Regions from separate parts of the Mus musculus genome. Here region 1 is linked to region 2. Evidence: chromatin loops called from intact Hi-C (ENCODE). Cell type or tissue: gastrocnemius. All regions are shown on one strand. Each heading gives the region's core, and the rest is flanking DNA. Links, peaks and the distances in the headings are about the cores only. Region 1 overlaps Anxa2 (annexin A2). Region 2 has its middle 14 kb from the start of Anxa2.

The links. Hi-C counts contacts between places; a loop is a spot of excess contacts. Peaks named below come from ENCODE experiments on the same cell type or tissue, not always from the same donor. Only the 100,000 strongest peaks of a DNase experiment are listed, where the experiment ranks them.
Region 1: a loop joins it to region 2, with 2.8 times the contacts of the local background. A loop is called at or near these places in 17 of 42 quality-filtered maps.

Annotation. Positions count from the first base shown.
Region 1 is chr9:69,487,715-69,490,625 of GRCm38, reverse strand. It overlaps Anxa2 (annexin A2), which reads right to left. Exons shown (of 13, transcript NM_007585.3): 11 at 2,513-2,571; 12 at 852-974. Among named protein-coding and RNA genes, the nearest start is that of Mir3109, 32 kb to the right of the region's middle. In gastrocnemius, for the core only: a CTCF peak has its summit at 1,419 (motif pointing right); DNase peaks (open chromatin) are centred at 1,176 and 1,603.
Region 2 is chr9:69,438,162-69,441,072 of GRCm38, reverse strand. No RefSeq gene overlaps it. Among named protein-coding and RNA genes, the nearest start is that of Anxa2, 14 kb to the left of the region's middle. In gastrocnemius, for the core only: a CTCF peak has its summit at 1,207; no DNase peak of the experiment used is centred there; H3K4me3 peaks cover 177 bases; H3K27ac peaks cover 600 bases.

The DNA.
Region 1 (2,911 bases), core at 247-2,746, 50 kb before region 2:
ACTGAGTCCCGACTCTCAGTCAGAAATCCTGTCTCAGCAAACAAGGTGGACAGTTCCTGAGGAATGACTCCAGAGGTTGACCGCTGGCCTGCACACACACATGCACACCCACACCCAGACAATACACATACTACCACCACCCAAAAAAGTTTAAAAAGCTGTGGTTGCTAGCTCAGTGGTAGAGGGCTTACTTAGCATATGCAAGGCCTAGGCTCCATCCCCAGAGTAACACTCCTGGCAGCTGAGCACAGTGTTAACACCAGGAAGGCTCCAGCATTCCAAAATGCAGACACTAAGTTCACAGAAGAGGTGGGTTGGCAAGAGACAAATTGTCAGGCCTCTCTGAGGATCTTCAGGAAGCAGGAGCATTATAGAATACAAAACGCCTTTGGCCTTCAGAGTCCCTCTGATTGTCACCAGGTCATGCAGGATCGTCACTATAAACACCTATGACCACTGTAGAGTGACACTTGTGGGAAATGTATAAACCTGCTTTGAACCTATGAGCCTACGAAAATCATATAGGCTACTTTCAATATAAATCCCTGATTCTTGGTGCCCAGAGTCTATTCTCTACGAAATGAGAAAACAGGAAGGTCACCACTCTGCCATTGTTCTCTACAGCCACCTGCACACACACACACACACACATGCACACACACACACACACACACACACACACATGCACATACACATATACACACCCACATAGTCATACACACATGCATGCACACATGCAATGCAGATGCACATGCATGCACACACACATGTACACACACATATACACACCCACATAGTTATACACACACACACCATGCCTGGCAGAGCCAGGTCCATGCCACAGGCTTTACCTGGATGTAGTAGTACAGGGACTTGCCATATTTCCTCTTGAATTCAGATCTGATTTTCAGCATGTCCACTTCACTGCGAGAGACCATGATTCTAATCAGGACCTTGTCTCGAGTCCCCTTGCCCTGAAAGTCAAAGTGATGATCAGAGTTAAGTTCCTTGACAAGGTTATCATTAAAAAAAGCACCCACCACAGTTTTTTCTGGCTCGTGTGTGTGTGTGTGTGTGTGTGTGTGTGTGTGTGTGTGTCTAGGGAAGCCCTCTGGAGTCCAGAAAAGAGTGTCAGATCCCCTAAAGCTGGCATTCCAGATGGTTGCTTGCTGTCCAGCCTGGAACTGGGAGCCAAACCAGGATTTCGACAACAGCAGCCAGCTTGTTTAATGCCTGCACTCATGTGGGTCGTGATCTTACAAGACTTAAAAATGCAGTGCTGAGACTGTTTCCTTAATGAAGATGAGCACCTTAGATTTCCAAGCACATCTGAATGTTTCAAGATTTATTTAAAAATTTCTAAGTATGTGTCTGGGGGAGCCCATAGGTGTACATGTAGGTGCACACGGAGGCCAGAAGAGGGCATCAGATCTCCTGTAGCTGAAGTTTCAGGAGCCTATGAATGATTCAAACTAGATGCTGAGAAGCCAAGGGGGCCTCTGCAGGAGCAGTGTGTGCTCTTAACTGCTGAGCCGCCTCTCCAGTCAGCTCTGCTTCTGACCGCCAGCCTGCAAGTTTGCATATGCAGCAAAGGGCTGGTGGACACTTAGGGGTGCAGAGAGGATGGGTCGGCACGCTGTTCTTATGGCTCTTTGTGAATGCATGAAATAGCCTGCACTAAGGAAACTATCTGTAACAGGGAGCCCAAGGAGAGCAGGCAGAGGGTCAGCATGGACACGGGGGGCGGAGGGGGGGTGCTCCAGAGAAGAAATCAGGGTCCTGGAAAGCAGACCAGTCCTGGCAGGACGAGAACCAGAACAAGGCTCGTCCGGGGCAGCTCATGCAGGAAGATCACCCAGCTGTGCATCTGCAAAGCTGGCCTTGGCTCCAGGCGCTCTGCCTGCCTTCTTTATCAAGAAGATAAAAATGGACGCCCTGCAGGGTTTCCTGCCAGGACTTAAGGGAGGGAACTGAAAAGCTGTTGTGTAGTGCCTGCTGATGGTCACTCACATCCTGTTTGCTTTTATCCTGGGACTAATGGGACACCATAGCTGAAAGCCCCAGCAGAAATCAGACACCGTTGTCACCTTACCCTTTCCCTCCAGTGACACCTTATTCTGGAGCTGCATCGCATGTATTTAAACAACTGAGAGAAGATGGAATGGTGCTTTCTCACCTGCCAAATACAATCTCAGCTAGCTAGTGGGAACCCATCCTCTAAACTAGTGCTTACCAACCTGTGGGTCTCAACCCCTTAGGGGTTGCATACCAGGTATCCTGCGTTTCAGATATTTACATTGCAATTCATAACTATAGCAAAAGTCCAGTTCTGAAGTAGCAACCAAATAACCTATGGTTAGGGGCCACCACAACATGAGGAACTGTATTAAAGGGTTGCTGCAACTGGAAGACTGAGAACCACTGCCCTAAACACTAGTCACAGAGATTCAGTTTGAGCCAAAACAGAGGTGGAGCTTAGTGGAAATGGAGCCTCTGGGCCAGCAGTCCTTACCTTCATGGAGTCGTACAGCCGGTCAGCGAAGTACAGGGGCTTGTTCTGGATGCACTGGACTGTGGGAAGGAGACAGAGGTCAGGGCTGCCCGCCTGGCCCTAAGACACTGACCAGAATGGGCCCGTCCATGGACAAAGGCTGTAGAAGGCTAAGGGGAACTCAGAATCTTGTGAACTAGCAGGCTCTACCCACTGCGGTACCTTCAACCACGAGGTGCAGAGGTCACTGACGACCGGGTGTCTATGTAAGCTTGCCCAGTATAGCCCTCCCTTCTCCACCCAACTTAGCCCTTCCTGGCAATTTAAGCCCATTTCATATCTTTAAATCTACAGTCAATCCTAAAACTCTCCAAGACATGCAGAAAAGCCACCACACCTCTCAAGTCCCCTTGAAGCAAG
Region 2 (2,911 bases), core at 268-2,767:
CCACGGGGTGACCTGCTATTCCAACAGCTCATGGCTGTATGTGCTCCTCCGCAGGGTTGTACTTTATCTCCCAACTTGAGATTCCCAAAACTCCTTTCAAAGTTTGGTCCCAAATAGTAGTTATGCCCCTCATTGATTCAATCTGACACCGATTCACATTTACACTGACTTGCCACCTAAAAGGAAATTTTCTATCTATTTAAGTTGCTATTCGATAAATTAAGCATTAAGTGGCTAGCCTGTAGAATATGCTGAGAAGCATGAGGACTTTAGCAATAAAAAGACCCAGGCTTGAAGAGAGAAGAGATAGGGTTGAGAGTCAACCTCAGTGCTAGTCCCAACCACTCTTCTAACAATCGCCAGCTCTGGAGGACTGGTAGAGAGCTCATTTGGTAAAATACATGCTGTGCACCCCGCCTTCCCCCACCCTCCCAACCCACATAAAAGAGCCGGGCATGGCGGTAAACTTGGAATCCCAGCACTAGCGAATGGGGACAGAGAGATCTCTGGGTCTTGTTAGACTGGTTGATCCAGAGAGCTCTGGACACAGAAAGAGACCCTGTCTCAAAAACAAGGTAGAGAAAAACTAAAAACAGACCCAAGGTTGACCTCTGGCTTTTACACACACACACACACACACACACACACACACACACACACACACACACACACAGACACACACACCCACCCACCCCCCACCCCCCACACACATGCATGCACACACATGCATGCACATGCACACACATGCACACACGCACACAGGGCTGGCTACCTCAAAGCTTATCCACTGACATTTCTTAACCCCTCAAAGTTGTAGCTGACAGCCGTAGCCTGCTGGATGTGAATTAGCATAAGCTGGCTGCTGGGAGGCAGAAGGCTTCCTGTCAGCAAACTCAGCACTCCCCTGGATGCCGAATGACATTTTGGCCCCGGGCACTTACTAAGTTACATAGTGCTGGCTCCTTATGAGTAAAAGTTTGCAGGCACTAGGGTGTAGCATTAAAAAGAGCCAAACTGAATTAGGGACTGACCGACCACTCTATTAGCCTCCCCCGCCACCCTTCACACACTGGGGCACAAAGACGGTCAAGCTTAATGCTCTGAGATTTCACAACTTCCTTCAGCACTCTTACTGTACTCTGAAGCCACTAACTGGTTGTGCAACTGTGTGAGATTGTAGGTTGGAGCTGGACAGAACTGTCATCTGCCTGCAGAGGCACTGGGGAGTTAGAATTCTCATCACTTTTGGTAGGGCAGAGGGCAGACATACTTGCAAAATGCATTCTAGTGTGTCATTCTGCAGGACAGTCAATGTGTTTGCAATATTTTGAGGCCCTAGACTATTTGGTTAAACATAAAAGACTGATTCTACAATATACAAACTGGAAGTAAAATACACTATATTTAAAAAGGACTTTTTAATTTTTTCTTTTCTTTTCTTTTTTTTTTTTTTTTTTTTTTTTGGTTTTGCGAGACTGTATAGCCCTGGCTATCCTGGAACTCACTTTGTAGACCAGGCTGGCCTCGAACTCAAAAATCTGCCTGCCTCTGCCTCCTGAGTGCTGGGATTAAAGGCGTGTGCCACCACACCCAGCTGGACTTCTTTAAATTTTTATGCAGGTTATTTTGCCTGCATGGCTGTGTACTATGTGCATGTAACATGCAGTACTTTTGGAAGCCAGAAGAGTGGGGACGGTCCATATCCTGGAACTAGAGCTAAAGACATTTGTGAACTGCCATGTTAGGGCTGGAAACTGAACTTGGGTCCCTGGAGGAGTAGCCAGAGCTCTTATCCATGGAGTCCTCTCTCGCACCCAATGCATTCTATGCCTTAGTTGTACAGGAGTACTAACTCTCTCACCCAATAAAACAAACAGCTCTTAAAATCATCATTTAATCTGAATCTATTCACGTTCTAGTCTCTTTATTATAGATGCATTCTTCCGTGCTTCCCAAATGATGTTTTTAATTGACATATTAAACTCAAACATAATTATGAAGTATCCTCTCATGTTTTAAATTATGTAATGTTCAAACTGGGTGAGCATATCTGACTCCTTAAGCATTCCCCACTTAAGTTTCAATCTTTTTTTTTTTGAATTTGTTGAAACAGATCAGTTCCATATCTTTTCCTGCCCTGCCTCTGGGACAGCAGCACTTTTGGGGCTTATTTCTTCTACCCAAGAAAAGCTCTGTACCCACTGATTAGCCCTTCCTCGCTTTCTGATGACATCCTCGGAGACAAAAAAAATATTGATCGCCTCATGAATTCTAGAAGCAGGAACACTGGTAGTGGACACAATATTGTCTTTGTTTATTGGAAGCATTGCTAATAGGTGGGATGGAAAAGGTTACAGTTCAAAGTCTGTTTCAGCAGTTTATGTTGGATGCCGGTTGTGCAGAGGCTGGTTTGCAAACACTCTGTCACTGAAGAACAATCTGCGTCAGTGGTGAACAGGTATTTTTCTCAGCATCCCAAGGACTGCAGATAAAGCTTTTGGGTTTTGGTGGTGGAATCGCATGAAGAAGCAGAGGCTATGTATTCAAGTTCAGACAAGCTTTGCAGCTGGGAAGACTGTCTTCAAGAGATTTTAAAGTAGGTTATCCTTCAAACGGAATCTTTGATTTTACCCCTTCTCTTTCCTTGGAGACAGGGTCCCACTGTGCAGGCCAGGCTGACTGAATCCATTGAGTTAGGCTAACATTAAATTAGTATTGTAAAAATGAGTCTAAAAATACAAGTTCACACCATTCTAAAAATCACAATTCCCTTCCCCTGGGTACTCTTTCTGGTTTACTGATTTTCCTTTCCACATTCTGCTCAGGGCCTCTCTACTCTCCCTGGTCGCCTCCCTCCCCACTCACCTGTACTGCTGGCTGTTTCACATCAGAATCAGCATCAGAGGAGGGC